2 separate regions of the Homo sapiens genome follow, and region 1 is linked to region 2. The links are chromatin loops, found by intact Hi-C in ENCODE. Cell type or tissue: left ventricle myocardium inferior. All regions are shown on one strand. Links, peaks and the distances in the headings refer to the core of each region. The heading gives the core; the rest is flanking DNA.

Region 1 (10,631 bases), core at 4,033-8,032, 120 kb before region 2:
AAAATGAAAGCGAAGAAAAGTTTACTCTTGTAAATATACATGGTCATATATCTTCTCATACAAATGGGTTACTTCTGACCTACAAAAAGCAACTCACCTTAAGATTTAAGTGTAGGTAGAATTTTTTAAATAGTGTATGGATTTATTTTAGTTATCTTTACAGAAAGACATTGAAGTCTTGCAAGAAAGATCTCCATAGGCTCAAATCCGTTTGCTTTGTGATAAATTGGCATTGAAATGTTGAACTAATGTTTCAATATTTTTGTTTAATACTTTTAAAACCTTAGTAGCCAAATCATCTCATCTTCGGAATTTTCTAAAAATCTAGAAACCTTAGGGTTTAAATAATGTGTTTCTGTTACATATTTCTTACACTCAACTGTGATTTTTGCAATTACATTTTTAAAAATATTCGTGGGAGAGCCTAGAAGCAGACTTAATCACCCAACCATATTCAGAGCCAAAGAACAGGTTATTTTTTAATTTAAGATGTTGAGACAGACCTGTTATGAAAATACGCAAAAGGGTTCTCATTGTTTTTCAGGAAAATGTAAATAAAGGGGCCCAGTGGCTTATGTTTTTTATAATCCTTAACTCCAAAAAAATCAAAATGCAAGAGAATGTTTGAAGTCTGGTTAATATTCAAAAATAAACTCTGAACAGTATGGTCTTTCTCTGAAAGATGAAGAAAATGAATTCCAAGGAAGGGAGCTGACTTCCCCAGTAATTCCTTAGCATAGTCTAGCAGGTATCACCATCATTAACTAAATTACCTGATGGCTTCTGGTCCCCAGGCTCTGCCTCCACCCTGGGCCATGCCTCAGCCTCCTCCTCACTCTCTTAGGCTCGTCTATATTTGCAAACCAGTAAGCCAAAGATTGCTGCTGATGCTGCTGATGGTGAGACCACGGGTAATAGTCAGTGGACCAGAAATGAAGCAGGAACTCCTGCTTCCCTCTGCTCCTCTCCTTGAACACTTCTGGCCTCAGCACTTAGCACTGTCTGCACAGTAAGATTGTGATGTATTGTCCCAAGGGGTAGGGACAATAATTCAGATAACTTTTAATCTTCCTGCACTAAAACTGCAGTTGTCTCACAATCCCATTGAAAACAAAAATGAAAAAAAAAAAAAGAAAAAAAATTTTGAAGCCTGAATACCGGTGGACTTTGGGCATGGTGAATACCCTTAATTTTTCCAGCCTCCTGGCAATTTGAAGAGATAATGTGGATAAAGTTCATTAAATAAGCAAATCTGCTACGATTGTTTTTATTGGATGCAAGTGAGTGTGTGTGTGTACACAGTTGTAGAAAATGAGCAGGACCAGCGTTTTGGTGTTGTGATCTGTGCAGTCACAGGGCCCTCATCTTGGTTTACTGCTTTACCGCTGCTGTGTTGATATTCTTGATAACTTTGAACAAGAGGCCATCCCCACATTTTCTTTTTGCACCAGGTCCTGCAAATTATATAGCCAGTCCTGAAAATGAGAGTCTCCCCTTGGTTCTTGGGGGCCTTCTAAACCAACAAGTAGAAGACCCAGGCCTTATTATTCCTGCATCCTTTGACTTCAGCTGGATTTTTACTCACGGCATTTATTACTAGCATGTTCTCAAGCTAGAAAAGGGCAGCACAGTGGCAATGTTGTCAAACAAAACCGTTGATGATGCAGTGATTGTACAGGAGTTATTTGCATTAAGATAAAATATTAGCAGGGCCAGGTGCCCTGGCTCATGCCTGTAATCCCAGCACTTCAAGAGGCCAAGGCGGGCAGACTGCTTGAGGTTAGGAGTTTGAGATCAGCCTGGGCTACATGGCTAAAACCTGTCTCTATTAAAAATACAAAAAAATAGCCAGGTGTGGTTGTACATGCCTGTAGTCCCAGCTACTCAGGAGGCTGAGGCAGGAGAATCACCTGAGCCCGGGAAGTCAAGGTTGCAATGAGCTGTGATCGTGCCACTGCACTCCAGCCTGGGCAATGGAAGTGAGACACTGTCTCCCCCCACCAAAAAAAAGATAAAAAAAGATAAAATATTAGCAAACAGCTAAGTGAGTTATTTCTATGTTCTGTGGTCAATTCCACCTTAAACTTGCGGCTCTATTATATGCTAGGTACTGTTTTAGGTACTGGAAACACAACAATGAGCAAAAGAGATAACAATCCTTGCTCTAATGGGGCTTATATTCTAGTTGGGAGAAATACACGATAAATTAAGCCTTATAAATTAAAAAAAAGTGACCAACTGCCGAAAATTAAAGCAGAAAAGAGGCAGTGGAAACTATTTTAAATAGGGTGGTCAGGGAAGAACTCATTGAGGGGATGGCATTTGAGGCAAGCCTGGAGGGAAGTAAAGGCACAAGCTGTACATTCTCTGGCTGAGAAACAGAAAGTGTAAAGGTTCTAAGGCAGGTGTGTGCTATTTGAGGAATAGCAAAAAGGGAAAGAGAAGAAGAAAGAGGAAAAAAAGATGAAGGTATGCATGTACTAAGAGTCCCATCTTGCACAGACTCGTAGGCCACAGTTAAAAACTTGTAGGCCAAGTTTTGTAACGAGAGTTTATAAAAACTGTTAGAAGGGAAGTGATTGAAGGGTTTGGAGTCTGGGATTGATGACATGGCAAGATTTAACAAGATTATTCTGGCTCCTGTGTGCAGAGGTACAAGACAGCTAGGATGAAATCAGGGGACCAGACAGGAGAGTACCAGGTGATTGGCAGGGGAGGTGGTAAGAAATGGCTAGATTTGGGGTTTATTTGGAAGGTAGAGCCAATCGAATTTGCTGAAAGATAACCACAAACAATAGCAACCACAAGAAAAATAATAAGATCTTTGACCATGTCCTTCAACTAGCGTAACCTCTGGCAGGCTTGGCTATCAGTGTTATCTCAGTCCATCTTCACAGTAACCCTGCGTAAGAATTATCATCTGCATATTTCAGATAAGGAAAGTGGGGCTCAGGCAGTTAATGTAACGTGGTGAGGGCACTAACTATTAGTAGAAAGATGTTCATCTATGTAGATCCAAAATCTTACTGGCACATCATGCAGGGAAGATGCTAGTTTTCAGCGTCAACTCAGAAAAAAGAAGATAAAAGAGAGTAAGAAAAGCCTGATTTGGACTCCAAACTTTCTTCTCTGTTTAGTAGCTAAAAGGGATGCTAATAATGAGTGAGCGCTGGGGCACCATAATGAACTTTGTGCTGGGAAAATGAAAGATTTCCTACCAGGCACTAATTTAGGAGAAATGAGCTCACCTAGCTCTTTGAAGAATTTTAACAACCATGGAATTGCGCCAGTAGGATAGAACCTGAGCCAGATAGATACTCACTGCAGTGGTTTCATGCTCAGCCACTTTCACAAAAGGCCAGACTCCAGGAGCCAGTAGCTGCTTCAGGGGTTGTGGTGAATGGAGGCGTGAACTACCATGAACTACGTAAATGGCTCTAGAGTTGACTGGAAGCTTTTGCCCTGGGGGCTGAATACTTAAGAAAGGCATCTGCCATCCCAATGGGAAAGGCAGGGGAGGGGTGAGGAGCCGTCAGCTGGAAGTGAAGGATGGGCAAGAGGCTGGGAGTAGGACCTGGTAACCCAGATAGGAGAGACAGTTGTAAAGCAGCTGTAAAGCATTTTAGCCAGGCTGAAAGCATCCTCATGAAAGAATGCCACTGCAATCAGCCCACATAGACTGTGGAGGACTGTCACCATGTGTATCCTCCACAGTTTATTGAAAAGTAAAAGCTTGTCTTTCCCACCTTGGGGGACAAGGGAGGGAATATAGCTCCTCCCAAAAAATAAATGAAGTGAGGTGATGTTCTGGTGACGATTGCTGCCACCCCAAAACTTAGTGGCATCGAACTACCAATCTGTTATGTTCGTGGGTTCTGTGTGCTGGGAATCCTGATAGGGCACAGTAGTATAGCTTGTCTCTGCTCCAAGATGTCTGGGGCCTGAACTGAGAAGATACAAAGACAGTGCTGAGAGGGTGGTGATGTGGCCTGACAGCTGTGGACTGGAATCATCTGGAAAATCCTTCACTTATGTCTGGTGGTTTATGGTTGCTGTTGGTTGGGACCTCACTTGGGGCTGTTAGCCAATGCATGTCCTCTCCATGTGACTTGGGCTTCCTCAAGGCATGGCAGCCCTGTGGTAGTCAGATTTCTCACACAGAAGCTTAGGCCTCTGAAGGTGGAAGCTGCATTGACTCTTCTGACCGAGCCTGAGAAATCTTGCTGTCACTTCTGCTGCATTTTCTTGGTTATAAATAAGCAAGTTGCAAGCTCACTTCGACTCAATGGGCAGGGACATAAAACCCCCTCTCACTGAGACAAGTGTCAAATAATGTGTGTTCATGTTTAAAACCGCCACAGCAGAGCTTAAAATATCCTGGCATTTGGGAAGCTTGCACTTACCCTGGGATCTGGGAGGAGAGTGGGAAGGTGCTAGGAACTGTAGCAGGCATCCAGGCTCCTTTTCCTCTCCTCCTCTCTTCCCCTCATTTATTTTCTGAAACCCTGTGGATTCTGCCCCACCTAACTTGACGCCTTTGAGAGGGCATTATTTTCCTAATGGTTCATCAGAGTCTGCAGTCCCATTCTCCTTTTCTCTTGTTCCTGTATGTCACAGCAGACATGCGTTCCTCCCTGCCTGACCACAGTGGTTAGAATTTCTGCCGCCAAGTTTAAGTCTTGACTCCGCGAATGCTGAGCCCTCTGACTGTGGACAAGTAGAGTGATCTCTTTGAATCTCGGTTCTCCATTGAAATTTCCTATGATAGTTTTATTGGGATTAAATGGGATGATGCCCGGCAGAGAAAAGCCACTTAGGAAACGTAAGCTGACCTGATTTGCAACTGTTCCAGCACCATTCTATTTTATTTCATTTTTAAACTATCTTCCTACTCCTTATACTTTGTTCATAGTCTTGGTGCAAACAGATCACATTCACACCCTGGCCCCCACGCCTACTAGGTTGATGCAAAAGTAATTGGGATTGTGTCATCACTTTTAAGGGCAAAAACAGCAATTACTTTTGCACCAACCTAATAACTGTGGCGCCTGAGGCTGTTTCTTGGCCCCTCTTAGCCTCAGTTTTGTCATATGTGTACCGCAGATAGTAATGCAAGTCTTTTGGGAACTGGGGTAGATTAAGTGAGATTATACATATAAAGCAGCACTACCACACCAGGTTCTTGTGAAGGCTAATTCCCTTCCTTGTCCTGTTCCACCCCCTAATTCCCCTTCATACATCATGGGCTTCCCTGAAATGAGCAAAGTTCATTCTACTAAAGATTCAGAACTTTCTCCCCAGCTCCATCTCATACACCTCTCCCATCAATAACCATTCCCAATTTCCCAGTCTCCCACCATGAAAATTCAACTATCTCAGTCTTTTGTGAGGGGAGGTTGCTTGGAGATAGCGTGGCCTACCTGATCCTTGAGAAGAAAGCCAGCAGGACAGCTTAGGTTAGGCAGGGGGCAGCTCCGCGTCACATTCGGCTGCCTTGCCTGGAGGCCTGGGTAAATATGTCAGCCCCAGGCTGGCTCCAGCCCCCTGGTGGGGAAGCTGACACTTGCGTGCTAGAAGGAACATCCCCCTTACTGTGGGACTGGGACTCAATTTCCAGCCTTTGTGGAGAAGGAGCAAGAGAGGTAATTGTGTCAAAGCCTGGGGGTTTCTTACTCAGGACTAAACTGGCGGTAGCATGACAGCAGCTGCTGGGGTGTAAGTCTTTCTTGCAAGGAAAAAAAAAAGCTTTCAAAAATTCTCCCCCTAAATAGGGTAGGCCTTAAGTGATCCCAGCCCTCTGTGTAGGGTCTTTGCCCAAATACTCATCACAGCCACAAACATGTTCCCTGGCAGCCCAGCAAAAATCACTCCCCTCCAATGACTGTCAGTTTTCCATCTTCTTTTTTTTTTTTTTTTTTTTTTTGAGTGGAAGAAGTTATTTACCAGTGAAAGGAATCTGAACTATACTTTCAGTGTTTACATTCCTGAAACCAAGTGAGGAGACACAGCCCCTGGGAAAAGGCTGGCCAGAAACTTGAATGGGCTTCCTCCCTCCTATTTCTTCCTCCAGCTTCTTTTAGAGAACAACAAGAGGTTGAAGGTGTCATCTTTTTTCTTACATTACCCCATGCCTGCATGGGTTTATTCACCTATCCTTTCAACAAGCACTTAATGAGCATGTATTATGTGCCTGACCATGTGACCGGTCCTGGGAACCTAAAGATAAATTAAGCAGGATCCTTCAACAGACTCTGTGTGTGTTTGGTGGGGGGATGGTGGGGTGGCCGTAAATGTCAGTGGGTGTTAAAGTGCTGTGGCAGGGCCAGAGAATGCAGCCACGTGGGAGGACCCACAGCTTCTGGTGATGAGTGAGGGACAAGTGGGTATGTGCTATCTGGAAAACAGCAGGAGAATATTTCCATAAGAAAGGGCAGCAGGGACAAGGCATGAAGCAACATGACCCTCTGAAGAACCACAGGTCCTCAGGGGCAAGAAGGTCCCCTCCAGAAATGCAGCTGGACATCCTGGCTTGGCTGGAACATGCCATGCTACAGGGTCCGGGCTTTTCTCCAACCCTCCAAAGAGCTGCTCTTCCAAATTAGAGCAGCTGGCAGGTTACTTTCCCAGGCACATGGACCTGGTGCTTCCTCAGTTTCCCCCATCTGCAAAACATAAAATAATTCTTCTCCAAGGCCTTGCATGGCCTGGATGAGCTACACAGAAAGTATTATGTGGCTTCCAACTTTCATCTGCTTTATTGGTTCATGAGTGAAAACGTTCATTTATTTTTATGGGACACATGGGCTTGGTGATTTTTTATTATTAAAAATGAAATTCTTGAGAAAAATTCAAAACTTTGGTTTCACAGCTTTCTACAATATTACATTTGGATTCTGTGTCTCTCAGGCAAAGCCAAAGAGCTGAATGACAACAAACCATGTGGGTTTCTTTTGAAATAAAAATGAACGTGTGCACAATTTTCCCCCATTCCTCCCCTCCCCTTTCCCACAAACAAAGACTCATGAACATTTCACTTCACTGTTTTCCAGGGAGTTGACACCCAAGTAATGAGTGGGCTGGTTGGTTGAATAAGTAAAGCTGATTGTGTCAATCTGTGACCACCCAGGATGACCATTTTGACAAATACTTCCCAAGAGGAGGGAAGAGGAGACAGTGCCCCCACCCTCCGACCTTCCTGAGTGATCGTACTTTTGAACCGCAGATCCCAGAGAACCAGGACCTTCTGCTTTTATATTGAGGCACACCTGTGTCTGGGATGAGGGATAGGAGTGGATGTGTGGATGCTATGGTGATGTCAGCCCAAAATGGTGGGAGAAAGAATAGGCTTTGGAAAGAAATGAGCTTGATTGAGGGGTTGGATGACATGGGACCATGAGTCTTCAAATGGGGTTCAAGAAGCCCTCACATCAGAACGATCTGTGTTGCTTGCTTAGAATGGAGATTCCTGGGACTCCACCTCAGTTCCTAAATGGAATCTTTGGGAGTGAAGTAGAGGAATCTGCGTTTTTTATCAGGACTCCAGGGAAAGTTAAAAAATTACTCTGGGTCAGACAGGAGGAAAAAGCCCAGATACTGCCACTCATTTGCTGAGTCAACTTGTCAAACCTCAATTGCCTTCACCCATACAATAGAGATAATCTGTGCCAGTGGGACTATCTGTACCAGTAGAACATGGTTGGCTGCAATAAACATAATTTCCAATATTTAAAAATAATATAAGCATTCATTCACTCACATAACCATAAGTCCCAAGAAAGTAGTCTCATGGTAGGTAGACTCAGCATTCAAAGGCTTCGGGAGTCTGTCTGCAATCATTATCTCCTTTTGTGCAACTCTGTTGTAGCCACTAAACAGTCCCATGTGTTCTGGTCCAGGACCTTGAATTCTGATTCCATTTGTACAGTGTAGGATGTGTTGTCATGATAGTAAGATGGCTCAAATCTTTTGTGCATGGATAACGTAGGTAAACACAAGTAAATAAACAATATGAGGAACTCAGGAATGAAAGCATATGTTTGTTCTGCTATAACTCCACAGGGCAACCTCACTGTGTGTGAATGGGCAGCTGGCTGCCCTTGTTGTGAAGAGTTTCCTGGTTGGGGTTAACAAGAATGAAAATCAAAACAGACCAGGCTCAAAGCCTCACCCCATCCCGTCTCTACTCAGGGAAGGGCTGAGAGCCAGGGGAGGAAGTAGGAGGAGATCAAGGTAATGGGTCTTGTGGATAAACCAGAAAAGGAACTGTGGGCAGCTCTCTTAGAGAGCCACAAGGCTGGCACTACAAGATAACCAGTCTAGACTGTCTTCCAAGGGCTGAGAGACAAACTCTCACCCCGTGCAGCCCGACCAACAGGCCCACCCCTTTGCTGTGGCTTCCCAGCTGCTGCCACCATGGAGTTGTCAGGAAATTTGTGATAATTCTTTTTATTGATCATCTCTATTGATTCTGTCTATGGTGAAAATATACTGCAGACACATTAAGTAGCTATTATAGGTAAATTGTCTTTTAATGAATTGTACCAACAGACAGGATTTTACAGTTAACCTTAACTGGGACTCAGACTTCTCAGACACTGATGATCATAGAGGGACTAGATGCTAGTGCAGAAACCAAGCTGACATTGGACCATGGAGATTCACCTGGATACTACCAGGACATGCAAAGACCTGCCCAAATGGGCAAGCCTGAATAAGCATGGGTTCTCTTCTCATTGGGAGATAAAACAAATCACCATAAAGATCACACAATGATGAATCCTATGACTCTATTTCAAAAGCATACAAATTTTGCCATTTTCCTCAACTTTAAATATTTGCCAATTAGTCTCCTTATTTCAAAACTCCATCAAAAAAGGCAGGGGGAGGGCATCACTTTGGATGAACTCCCTGTCTTGTCTCATATCTTAAAGCCAGGTTATTGCTTATGAGAGACTAGAAGAAAGCAAGACTTCAGCACTTTGTAGAAGGGTTTTCTTCTTTCTTCTTCATGCAGTTTTTTGTTTGTTTTATTTTCTTAAAAAAAAAAACAAGCTCTGTGTGTGTGTGTGTGTGTATGTGTGTGTGCATGTGTGTGTGTCTGAATTTTGGCAAAACTGTATTGAGAAGAATCCTTGGAAGCTTAAGTCTAATCTGCCAAATTATAGCCAGTAGCAACATTTTTCCACTTTGTTATCACATCCTCAAAACAGGGCTTGAAATAGAAGTGTCACTTTGTGGTGGTGCTAGCAAATACTCAGAGTACGCAATGACCAGAAGCAAGACTTTGGCTATTATTGTTTTACAATGTAATGGGCAAAAATCACCATAAAAATATGCTATCTCTGATGGGAAAATGGTCCTTGCCAAACTTTTGAAAATTGTGATTTCAACGGTTTGGCAGGAAAAAAACCCTGTATTTTGACAGAAAATGAATTATGGCTACAGGCATTGAATACAAAGGCCAATGTCTCGATTGTATTTGAGTTTTGGTTTTAAGGGGAACAATCATTTAGGGCTGGTCACGTGATAAAAATCCTCTTTTCTTACACAATCTACGGGAAATAGAGTAGCCCTTCCAATTCTCACTGGCCAACATGCCAGAATCCTTTTGGTACAAATCCAAAGGAAGGTTCCTCTCCAAATCAACAGAACCCAGGCTGCTGCTTAGATTACGTGGACTGAACGCTGACTATAGGCCAAGCTCTGGGCTCACAGCTTTGGTCCTTCTCTTCTGACTCTCAACAGAGCCTCTGTCCCAAGGCTGTTTTGCCTCTTGGTTATAAGATGGCTGCCTGCAGCAATCAGCATTCATTTGTGTACTGATTCCACCCAACAGGACAAAAACAAGAAAAGAACACTTTTCTCCCAACATGGGATGCAAACAATTCCTGCTTGCATAGTTGAGTCAGTTCAATCATGTGCCCTCTCCTAAATAACTGCAGATGTTAGGGAAGGACCATAGGCTTCTTGGTTTACATTGCTCAGAACACCTCTTTGGAGCTGGAGACAATGTGGACACCTGGATGAACCTGGGGCTCTGTTCAGAAATCAGGAAGTGAACGTCCGGTGGGCAATCAAAGGTGTCTGCCACATGGTCTTATTTAGTGCTTACTATGCAGTGTGTATGATTTTGGTTCATGAAGAAATTGAAACTTACAGATATCAACAAATGTGCCCAAGTTTACATAGCTGGTATATGGTGGAGTCTGGGCTTGAACCCAGGCATATTGAATGAGGAAAGCTCATACCTTTAACCTCATCATTCTGCCGCTTCCTTTTAGTCAGCGTTCCAGGCTGTGCTTCCAATATTTTTCTTTATACATGTTTATTGTCTATGCCACAAAGAAGTGACGTTTTTCTGTTAGTAATATAAATAGCAAAGAAGTATGAGCCAATGGGATGTAAGCAATTGATTCTGCTCTCCGTTATTGCCTTCCTGCATCTGCTGCTACACTACAAAACTTAATGGTTTAAGATAGCTATGTTAAAGGATAATTTTCAAAATAAGGTAAAACCATAATCTCATGTAGGTATAGGATGAGCACATGTTAAATAAAATGAAGGAAACAGATAGATGTTACAAGTAATTCAAAGAAGTCAAAGAAGCATAAATTTATACGGAGCAAAGGGAA
Region 2 (10,631 bases), core at 2,298-6,297:
GTCTACGGATCTGCCAATCCTGGACAAGTGGATTCCCTTAAGGAGTACTTTTGCCCTTGGACAATACCATGAGAAAGGATGGCCAAAAGATGACCCAAGCTATTTTAAGATACCAATGTCTCTTCAGCAAAATGTTAAATTGCCCTCATGGTAGAGTTAGTATGTTTTGTTTTGTTCTATTATCTTATTCCCTAAAATCTATCTGTGGCATTGCAATAAACCTGGATTCTTAATCAATGAGAACATGCATGCATGGATGGCTACATGTGGCTAAGTATGCACCTGTGTACGAATGCATATGTTACTGTACATAGATGTTCTGTTTTCACAGAAGGGCCACACTCCATGGTCTCTGCCCTGAAAGGCCTTGCTACTGTCAAATGAGAGGAAGTGCATGGTGCAAGTTTCCAGGGAGAAAGAAGGGCTCTTGATGACAGCTTGGCACAGTGGGAAAGGCAGCGCCACTTGATTTTGGCCACGTCACCCTTGCCCTGGGTCTCATGGAATTTGTTCCCCTCTGGATCTAATATCTGTGCCTACAGAAGTGCAGGAAAGGAGGTTGTCATCCATCGATCTGTCCGAGGCCTCCTGGCAACACTTGGGTAGCACATTGCAGTTTTGTAGAATTATGTTCAAAGGTCAACTCTACTTGTTAAGATTCTTAAGGTGTCTGTTTCATTTAAACCAAGTTTTGTGTTTGTACATGTGTGTTTTTTAAGGGAGAATGGAATCTACTGAGAGAACAATCCCACACAAATTAGAAACACGTGCAGGCATTCAGTAGGTCAGCTCAGTAAAGATGTGTTATTATATTTTGTGTATAGGAACTGTATTCACAGACAAGGCCAACATATGAATTTCATGATTCTCTGGTGCACAGGTTAGCTGGTCCCCCAGATCCTGGTCCATACAGTTGCTCAGATGCAAAAATTATTTTCAACTCCTTCAGATAGAGATAAGGAGGAAAAACATCATATTATGATGTAAAGAGTTAGAGCTTAGTTGAAGAATGGATGCACTCATGACATGTGGCATCATATTTAATACCAAAAAGCCAAAGAGACACAAGGTCTGTGTGGACCACACTGCTTTAAAGCATCCTTGACCTCTTTTGCTTTGCAAAGCAGCCCATGTAGAGCCAATTTAGTATCTAAATATGAGAGAGATTTAGAGACAAGATTAATACTGTTACTAGGACTTTCTGCATTGAAAATTAAATGCACAAAAATATATTTCATGGTTGTTTACAATGACCACTTCCTCTCTCTACCTTTCAAATGTTGCTAAGTCAGTAATGCCAATATAATGGAAGAGGGAAGCAAAAATAAGAAGGAAAGGAAAACACACTTATTGACGATCTTGTCCTCTCTATTAGATTGTAATATATTTGATCCTATTTTAAGTTCTTACAACCACCATGTGAGGCCAATATTATTATATCCATTTTACAGGTGGGAAAATGAAGATTCAGAGAGATTTAATAACTCATCTGAAGGCACATAACAGAGCTGGAATTTGAAGCCAGGTTGGTCTGACCTTAAGAATCATATAACTCTGTTAAGATGTTAGACTAGAAGCTGCCAGATACAGTGGGAAGAGCCCTAGGGAGGGGCAGAGAGTTCTGTTCCTATTACAAGCTTTGCCACTCTCTTGCTAATGTTGTGGAAGAGCCAAGAATTATCTGGGCTTCTCTTTTCCCATTGGTGCAATGAGAATAACACTGCCTGCCTTCTTGCCTCTCAGGAATATCATGAACGTCAAATAAGAAAAGAGGTCAGACGTGGTGGCTCATGCCTGTAATCTTAGCACTTTGGGAGGCCGAGGTGGGCAGATCACCTGAGGTCAGGAGTTCGAGACCAGCCTGACCAACAGGTGAAATCCCTGTCTCTACTAAAAATACAAACATTAGCTGGGCATGGTGGCAGATGCCTGTAATCCCAGCTATTGGGAGGCTGAGGCAGGAGAATTGCTTGAACCCCGTGGGGGCGGAGGTTGCAGTGAGCCAAGATCACACCACTTCACTCCAGAAAATAAATGCCAGGGGTTGGGGAGAGACTTTGAAATAGAAAAGTAAATTATTTGCATAATATGATTTAGTTATCTATAGATATCCCCAAAGGGGAATGCATAAGATAATCCACTGAAGTATAAGAAGAAATTATTCAAACTTCTATTTATATTTCATTTTACCTTAAAACAAAGAAAAATATATAGATATATTGATAAGGGTAGATGTACACAAATTCACAGATATTAGGAGTGGATGCCCTAAATTTTTTCTCTGATTGGGTGCATGATTAGAAAAATTTGAAGAGCACAAATTTATACAATAGACAATATAAATCCAAAATATTGTGGTAGGGTTATGGGTATATGAGTAGTAGTGGCCATTGTCACATAATGAAGCTACCAAGTGAATAGCTCAGAGCTGTGTTAATACATTATCAGATAGTTATTTTTACTGCTTAAGCATCAGAGCATAATGCAAAGACTATAAAAGTCATTTTTTTCTTTTTTTCTTTTAACGGGCTTCAATTGCAGAGTTGAATCATTCATTATTTTCAGTTCATAATACATTGTCATCATTGGTCCAGATAGGTTGAATTCTTATTTCATTCATTCATTACTCATTCATTTATTCATTCAGTTACAGTGCCATCAATGTCCATACACCCACCGCTCTACTCAAGAACTTGAACTGCTATTTACCTATATGTTCCTCTATTATCCTACCTCCTACCTCCCCACACAGCAGCAATCAGTATCCAGAAGTTTATGATTATCACTCCTTTGCTTTAAACAGTTGGATTACATGTATATGTATGCCTAAATTATAGTTTTGTGGGGTTTTTGTGAACCCCACAAGAGTGAAATGTTCTAAGTCTTGTGGGACTTGTTTTCATTTAATATCTTATTGAATGACACTCATATTGTTGTGGGTAGCTGTAGGTCACTCCACTTCACAGTTGTGTAATATTCTGTCATGTGATTTTACCATAAGCTCTCCACCCATTTTCCTGAGGATAGCTATTTGGATTATTTCCAGTTCTTTATTAAGAACAATACTATCTTGAACATCCTTATATGTGTATTTCCTAGTACTCCTTTATAAAAATTTCCTTTGGAAATATACCAAGAATTGGAAATTTGGGGTTGTAAGGGCATGCGAAAATTCAATGTAACAGAATAAAACCATAATTTTTCAAAGCACTTGCATGAATAGGTCACTTTCTTTGCCAGTTTATTCAGTTTTCTCACACACAAAGCCTGGCTACAATGACTAACTTACAGACAGTTATGAAGATTAAAGAAGTTTAACAGGAAAGTATCCAGAAACCTTTCTAGAAAACAGAAGATTATCAATAAGTAAGCACTTAAATCTTTCTCCTAGTTCCCTTAACACCATGCTTTATACAGATCCCTTGCCCTGTCTATCAAATCAGGGGGGTAAGACTAGGGGAGTTCCAGGCCCCTGCAGCTCGGACCCGTTGTGAGTTAGTGCCACAAATGCTTAAGAAGTAGACCCTCACTGCAGGCTCCAGGGCCTTACCCTCAGAGCAGGATGTGCTTTTCTGCCACCTTGGTATTTATTCCCTAATCCTTGGAGTGTATTCCTTAGAATTTCTGCAAAACTGGATGACAGCCAGCAGGTTCTTGATGCTAGATACTTGTTGAAATTATGATGGAGAGGGAAGAAAACCAATGATGAAATGGTACTTAGAATAAAATTCAAACTCTCTACCAAGGTCACGCGAGATCCATCCTGCTGATTTCTCCCACCTCATCTCTAGATCTTCGCTTCTTTGCTCTCCAGGTTCATCCCTAGTGGTTCACCTTTTGCAACCATTCATCTGCTCAATTCCTGGAACATTCCAAGCCATTTCCTGCCTCAAGGCTGCTGCACATGAATCCCTTTTGCTTAGAATGCTTTACCCCCAAATTTTTTCACAGCTGGCTCTTTCTCATGCTTTAGGTCTCTGCTTAAAGTCATCTGCCCAGAAAGGCATTCCCTGTCTTACCCTATGTGAAGTCATTTCACATTTACCCCAAATATTCTTCACCTCAGCCTTTACTCCCTTTATGACATTTGGCTACATTTATCATGATTATATATATTTGTTTTTTATATATTTTTTAATATATATTTTTAAATATATTTTTATATATTTTATTTTTCATCTCCCTTTCTTACTAAACTGTTAAATCTACAAGGACACAGACTGCTTTAATCGTTCTCATATTCCCCAGCCTCTAGCACAATGCCAAATGGTTGTTGAATGAATGGGTATATTAGTGACTACTAGGCAACGAGTTTTGTGTTAGTCACTCTACACAAGTAACTGTTTTCATTCTCTCAACAATCCTCTGACATGGCTATTAGTAACTTCACTTAGAAGATAAGAAAACAGGCTTGTGGAGGTTAAGTAACATCTCCAAAGCCCCACCTCTAGAAAATGATAGAGCTAAGATTTAAACACAGATCTGACTTCAAAGTCCATGCTCTTTCCTCTGAATCATGAAAACCAGAGGAAGAGGAATTGAAGGAATCCAACTGATGGTGGACGGTCTTTCCAAACTGCCAACCCAGAGTTTCCCTGGGAATTTCTCATTTTCTATGCTAAATCTTGGAGCTGTTAGTTTTGCAGCATTGCACAACACACCAATGGAAAATGTCACCTGACTTCTTCATCTGTTAAACAAACATTACGAATAGCGATTTGGCCAAACTCATGCTATTGTTCCCTCATCTATCACACTACGGTATTACTTATCAATGGAAAAGCATGTTCCCAAATGTCACAGCAGGACTTTAAAAGCTAAGTAGAACCGTAAATCATTCTTCTAAAAGCAACAAAGCTGACCTCTTCCTTAACACTCAGATATTTAATCTGTAAATTATTTAGCTTGCAGTATTTCTTTTTCCCAAAGCCAATAGTAAAGCAGCCACTTTCATTTCCTTTTATATTTCTCCAAGTGATTAGAAAGTAGCACTCTTCAGAAACATAAGCCACTTTTATGTTTTCTTTTTTTTTTGAGATGGAGTCTCACTCGTCACCGAGGCTGGAGTGCAATGGCATGATCTTGGCTCACTGCATCCTCCGCCTCCCAGGTTCAAGTGATTCTCCTGCCTCAGCCTCCTGAGTAGTTGGAATTACAGGCCCCTGCCACCACGCCAAGCTAATTTTTGTATTTTTAGTAGAGATGGGGTTTCACCATGTTGGCCAGGCTGGTCTCGAACTCCTGACCTCAGGTGATCCACCTGCCTCAGCCTCCAAAACTGCTGAGATTACAGACTTGAGCCACTGTGCCTGGCCCCACTTTTATATTTTCGATAAATAGACTAAAAGAATAGATTTCCTTGGCCTACTAGGTGAACTGTGCTCTCACTCCAGAAATGCAAACACCAAAGGAAAATTGCTGGAATATAAGTAATTTCCAGTTTTCAAGTAATAATGACACAGATACTTTTCTGTAGTCTATCATTTTGGAAAAGACCAGAGACAGCCATACACTTCTCTGTCAACCACATACATCGTTTCTCTCAACATTTAACTAAATACTGTGTCTTCCAGGAGCTCTCGCCTGACTAGTCTTGATTTATGCTGTTCAATCCCAGCACTGGCATATGACACACACCACATTATTAACTTCGAGTGTAAGTATTCCCTTATATTTTTGTTAGTTGTTCCAAAAACTTGCCACAGAAATAAGTGCCTGGTCTTCCCATGTTTAGATGGCAAGCATTTCAGGGACAGGGACAATTTCTTCTAACTCTTTGGTGCCCCCATACAAGCCTATGGACGCATGTGTTCATCCTTCTCTCCCTCCATCCATTCCGCAGACCTCCTCGGAGCAACTTTAAGACTCCAGATACTGTGCTGCATGCTCCTGGGGAAACAAAACTGAAAGATACACACACAACTTATACTTGATCAAAATGAAAAGTTGCTGATTCAACACGCTTGGGGAAAAGCGCAGCACAATGTTGATAGTGATTGTCTTAAAGGGACAGAGTTCTTTCTATTTCGCTTACTGATTTTTCTGTATTTTTATTAAGAATACATGTTCATTTTATATCAGAGAAAAGCTATTTTAAAAAAAAATCTAATCACTAAGTTGAAAGACCAACGTCAAATTTACAGAACAAAGAGGTAAATAAGAATGTAGTAAACAAGCACTCAAATAGGACTTAGCAGCTTGGGTCTGAGTTGAGACTTTGCTCCTGACAAACTGTGTGATCTTTTCAAGGTTTGGTGTCCTTAGTCTATAAACTGAAGATGAAAATATCTCCTTAATAGAGTTGTTCTAAGGATTCTATGAGACAATGCCACTGAAAATGCCTTACAGGCATTGAATAAAGAAAGGTATCATTACTGATGTTGTGGATTGCATCTGATTTCAAATGACAAGCTCTGGAAGTCAGGCCTGTTGCATATACCACTAAGCATATTATGAAATTATGAAGGTCAAGGCCAATTATGCCAAAAAGTAGTTTAAATGCTTGGTTCTCCCCACCCCATGGATGTCACAATTTGCTCAAGATGAATGAATACTAAAAGAGTCTTGCCAATTCAAGCGCCCTTCCTACTAGTAATTAAAACCCAGGCATTGCAGACCACAGAGAGAGAGTGGGTTGACAAATTCCTCGGGCTCATGTTTCTTTCATGGTCTTCCGGGCTGTATGAAATCACAAATATATGTTTGGATTTTATTTTCACAAGTCAGGGAAACAATAGGGAGCATGTTGATTTGTTTTTCTTACTTATAAAAAGAAAAAAAGCAGTGACATTCCATTTTCATCTACTAAGAAGAAATGATAAACTTTGGTTGAGAGGAGAACAAATTGCTTCGTTCCCCTGATCAGGCACAACGTCCTAATGTCCTGTACTATCCTGCTTCTATAATTCCTTCAATTGTTTTGGGATTTACTGTGCCCCCTACAGCTCTAAGGGGAATATTCACTCCACAAGTCACTTGCCTAACGATGGAAGCAAACTTCTTACAGCATGTATTAATGCATTATTTCCCCTTGTTCTAAATTTCTCTGCACCAAGCAAAAGAAGGAAGACATGCTCTTTCAAAATTACTGGACGAAGGTTGGCTAAAGTCAAAACTGGCCTATTAAATTTCTCTGAACCAAGCAAAAGAAGGAAGACATGCTCTTTCAAAATTACTTGACGAAGGTTGGCTAAAGTGAAAACTGGCCTAGTAATTGCCCAGTAAATCACAAGTCATAAGGCATCCTCACCTCCTCTGAACCTCAAGCCTTCAAGTTCTCTCTCTCTCTCTCTCTCTCTCATTAAATGGAAAGATAACAGCTGCTAGGGTCAGATTACCTTGGGCTGAAATCCTGGCTTCTCCATTTTCAAGGTTGATGGGCTTAGGCAAGTTATTTAGCTTCTTGAAACCCCATTTTCTTCACATGAGTAAGAACATCTAACTTGCAAGACTGTTATGAGGATTAAATGAGATGAATGTAAAGTATCGAACACAATGCCTGGCACATGATCAGTCTCAATAAATACTAGTTTCCAGATTCCCCTCCTTGGCCTCTTTTGCTAGTTTGAGTACAGCATATGTCTTCATTGTACATTCATCACAAATTCCTGGACCTCTGGCACATCAGATGTTCCAAGCATTCAGAGGTAACAAATTGGAGGGAACCCCCAAGGCTGTGGGAAGCCTGGTTTCCCAGCCCCTTATGCAGACCACCTACTGCTGCCTGCAGCAACCACCCTGTGAGGAGAGCAGCTGCCAGACAAAGGGACAAGGGACAGGCCTCCATCTGTACCTCCTCCCATTTGCCTCCAGCACAGCGGGCAGCCATCATCCCCCAGGAGACGCCTGGGAGAAGTTTCAGTGTTTCAGATGACAGATCAGCCCATGCTCTCTGACCCAGATTAGACCAGACCCAGAACCAGTCCACCCCTCTATGTCACCAGCAAAGGATTTTAATTCACTCCCAGGAGACTGTAAGGAACACTTGGACCAGTGACGCATGTAATCGGTTGCGCTCTGCAGTGAGCCTTCGGAAGGCTGTAAGTTTCACATGTTGCACTAATATTTCACCAGCCTGTCAGCCTTAGCCTGTCCATAGAAGCCAGGCTGCAAATTCAGCACTCTTCGTGTCCCCAGACAGTTGGGGGAGGAGAGGCAAAAAGGAGGCAGAAGAAGACTCAGAAGAGAAGAAGAAAGAAAACACATTTGAGACCTAATTCAGTGGTTCTCAGTGTGGCCCTGGTCCAGCAGCATCAGCATCCCCCAGGAGCTTGATAGAAAAGCAAATTCACAGGCCCCACCAGGGCCCCATCAGATATTCTATGGTGAAGCCTAGCAATCTGCTTCCACAAGCCCTCCTGCAAATCCGATGCATGTTATCACTTGAGAACCACCAAGCAAGCTAAATAATGTTTAGGTAAACTAAAAGTCTAAATTTGATGAGAAAAACAATGGCCCAGGGATCATTGTGATAAAGGAGAAAATCTCTACTTTGGGATCAGGAGTCCTTAGTATCATTTCCAGCTCCAATGATTGCTAACCATGTGATCTTGAGGAAGTGACTTATCTTTTCTGAGCTTCAGTTTCCTATGTGTTAAAGGTGGTAATCAGACCTCCCCTGCAGAGTTGGGGGATGAGATACACACTCTTTCGATGATCTAACATTTATAAGCCTGTTGTTTACTACACTACACCACAGAGCTTCCCCTGTATACTATCAGGGCGGGGTTCTCAACCTGTGGCAACTGAAAATGTCTCCAGACATTTCCGCAGGCCCCCATTCTGAAGCTCCAAGCCAAGTCAATATTGGAGTATCTTTATGCCATTCACATGAGTGAGGCAGATGGGAGGCAGGGAAGAAAAGGGAGTGGTAAGAGCTTGGGGTTCTCACAGATCTGAATTCAAATCCTAGCTCTGTACATGTTGCTTTTGTGAGCTTGGCCAAATAATTTAAGCTTTCTGAGTCTCAATTTTCCTATTGGTAAAATGGGTAGACAAATAGTAGCTACTTCTTAGGGTCTCAGTGAAAAGTTACATGATATCACGTGTGTGTAACACTTAGCATAGTGCTAGAAAATTATCACCTTGATGTACTACGTGGCCATATTTGGCTGGGCTCACAACAAATTGTGCATGATGAAACTGAAGACACTGTCTCTTAACAAGAATCCCAAAAATGATACATTTCAGTACAATGAGAAACTGGTTCCACATTTCACTCTCCATCCTTCAGTCCTTTACGGCCATTATGAACTTAGGGGTTGTCCATACAGAGAGGCTCTTTCATCAAGCCATAAGAGATTAACCACAATACAGCTTTAAAGGAACACTTTGTTTAATACCCCCCAGGGTGTGTGTGTGTGTGTGTGTGTACAGAGAGAGAGAGAACAAGAGAAAGAGACTCTTCTTGAACTCAGTAACAGTTGGCGAGAATGTGTCACCTCTAGGATAGAAAGGGAGTCCCCCTTTATATTATCAGTTACTGACCACTTACAACAACGTAGCACAGTGCACTACCTGCACTACTCACTTCATCTGCACAACCACCATTGTGAACATTATATAGGTACCACTATAATCCCCGTTTTACATGTAAAGAAACACGCTTTTAGGGGTAATTACATCCATACCACCTTAGGCAGACAGACTGATCTAATTCATTTCTTAGAGAGATTTTACAACCGATCTTTGTCATCTATTTAGCTAATATTTTCCACAGTCAGAAGAATTATCTTCCTCTGCATTAAGCTCCAAGTTGCTCTGAGACCTGATTTAGGGGGGTCAGAGGAACTGGACTAAAGCCAGGGTCATGGACTGGATTTGTCATCTTCTCCAAACATCTTTACATTCAGGCCAGACACAGCTCTGGGGAAGGAAAGCCACAGAACTGTAGATGGGTTCCTACGTTCTGTACCAAGATGGGGCTCCCACCTGGATTATGCCTGGATGGCAGCTGGCAGACACCTAGCTACATTCCAGCCACATTCAGCACCATTCTGGGGGAGATGAGGGCCTCCCTTCCTTTTTAAAGACCACCAAACTTCACTGATCCACACACTTTTCACTTTGTGGGTCACAGTTGATCATAAATATAACACGTCTGAAATCTGTGAATTTACGTTGGGTTTGTATCAATCGAGCCATCTACCTCTGGACCACTTGGGTGATACATCAGATATAGTTGGACTTTGCTCTCTTCCTGAATTCGCTAGAAACAGTTTGGGGCACATGATTAGGAAGATGTTTATTCAAAGGTAGAGTTCAGGGAGGAAAATATTATTAGGTGACTGTTGGGATTGGCTCATTATGCAAAGACTGGCTTAGAATTGCTTTTATCATAAAACTTTCACTTCTTCTAAGTTTAGTCCAATAACAAAAGTCTTCCTGTGGCAGTGGAAGGAGCCAAACAATAGCATGCTTTGTCTTTGGACTCACGAATTTTATTTCTAAGGTGTTGGGTGCCATTGGTCCTTGAGCTATAGTGCTCACTAGACAATGGGAAATTATGTAGACGAATTGAAGGACATAGCCTATATAAATTCCTAATCTAGTAAAACTTCAGCTCATGCTAGAACCAAACTTGTCTCCAAGGTTTTGAGCAACATTTGGTCTTACCATCTCTTCCTCTCTCA

What was found. A loop is a pair of places that touch in the nucleus more often than their neighbours do. Peaks named below come from ENCODE experiments on the same cell type or tissue, not always from the same donor. Only the 100,000 strongest peaks of a DNase experiment are listed, where the experiment ranks them.
Region 1: it touches region 2 in a loop (2.3-fold over the local background); 74 of 110 quality-filtered maps call a loop at or near these places.

Annotation. Positions count from the first base shown.
Region 1 is chr7:33,881,202-33,891,832 of GRCh38, reverse strand. No RefSeq gene overlaps it. Among named protein-coding and RNA genes, the nearest start is that of BMPER, 19 kb to the left of the region's middle. In left ventricle myocardium inferior, for the core only: a CTCF peak has its summit at 5,541 (motif pointing left); no DNase peak of the experiment used is centred there; H3K27me3 peaks cover 494 bases.
Region 2 is chr7:33,759,028-33,769,658 of GRCh38, reverse strand. No RefSeq gene overlaps it. Among named protein-coding and RNA genes, the nearest start is that of FLJ20712, 38 kb to the right of the region's middle. In left ventricle myocardium inferior, for the core only: no CTCF peak of the experiment used is centred there; no DNase peak of the experiment used is centred there; H3K27ac peaks cover 933 bases.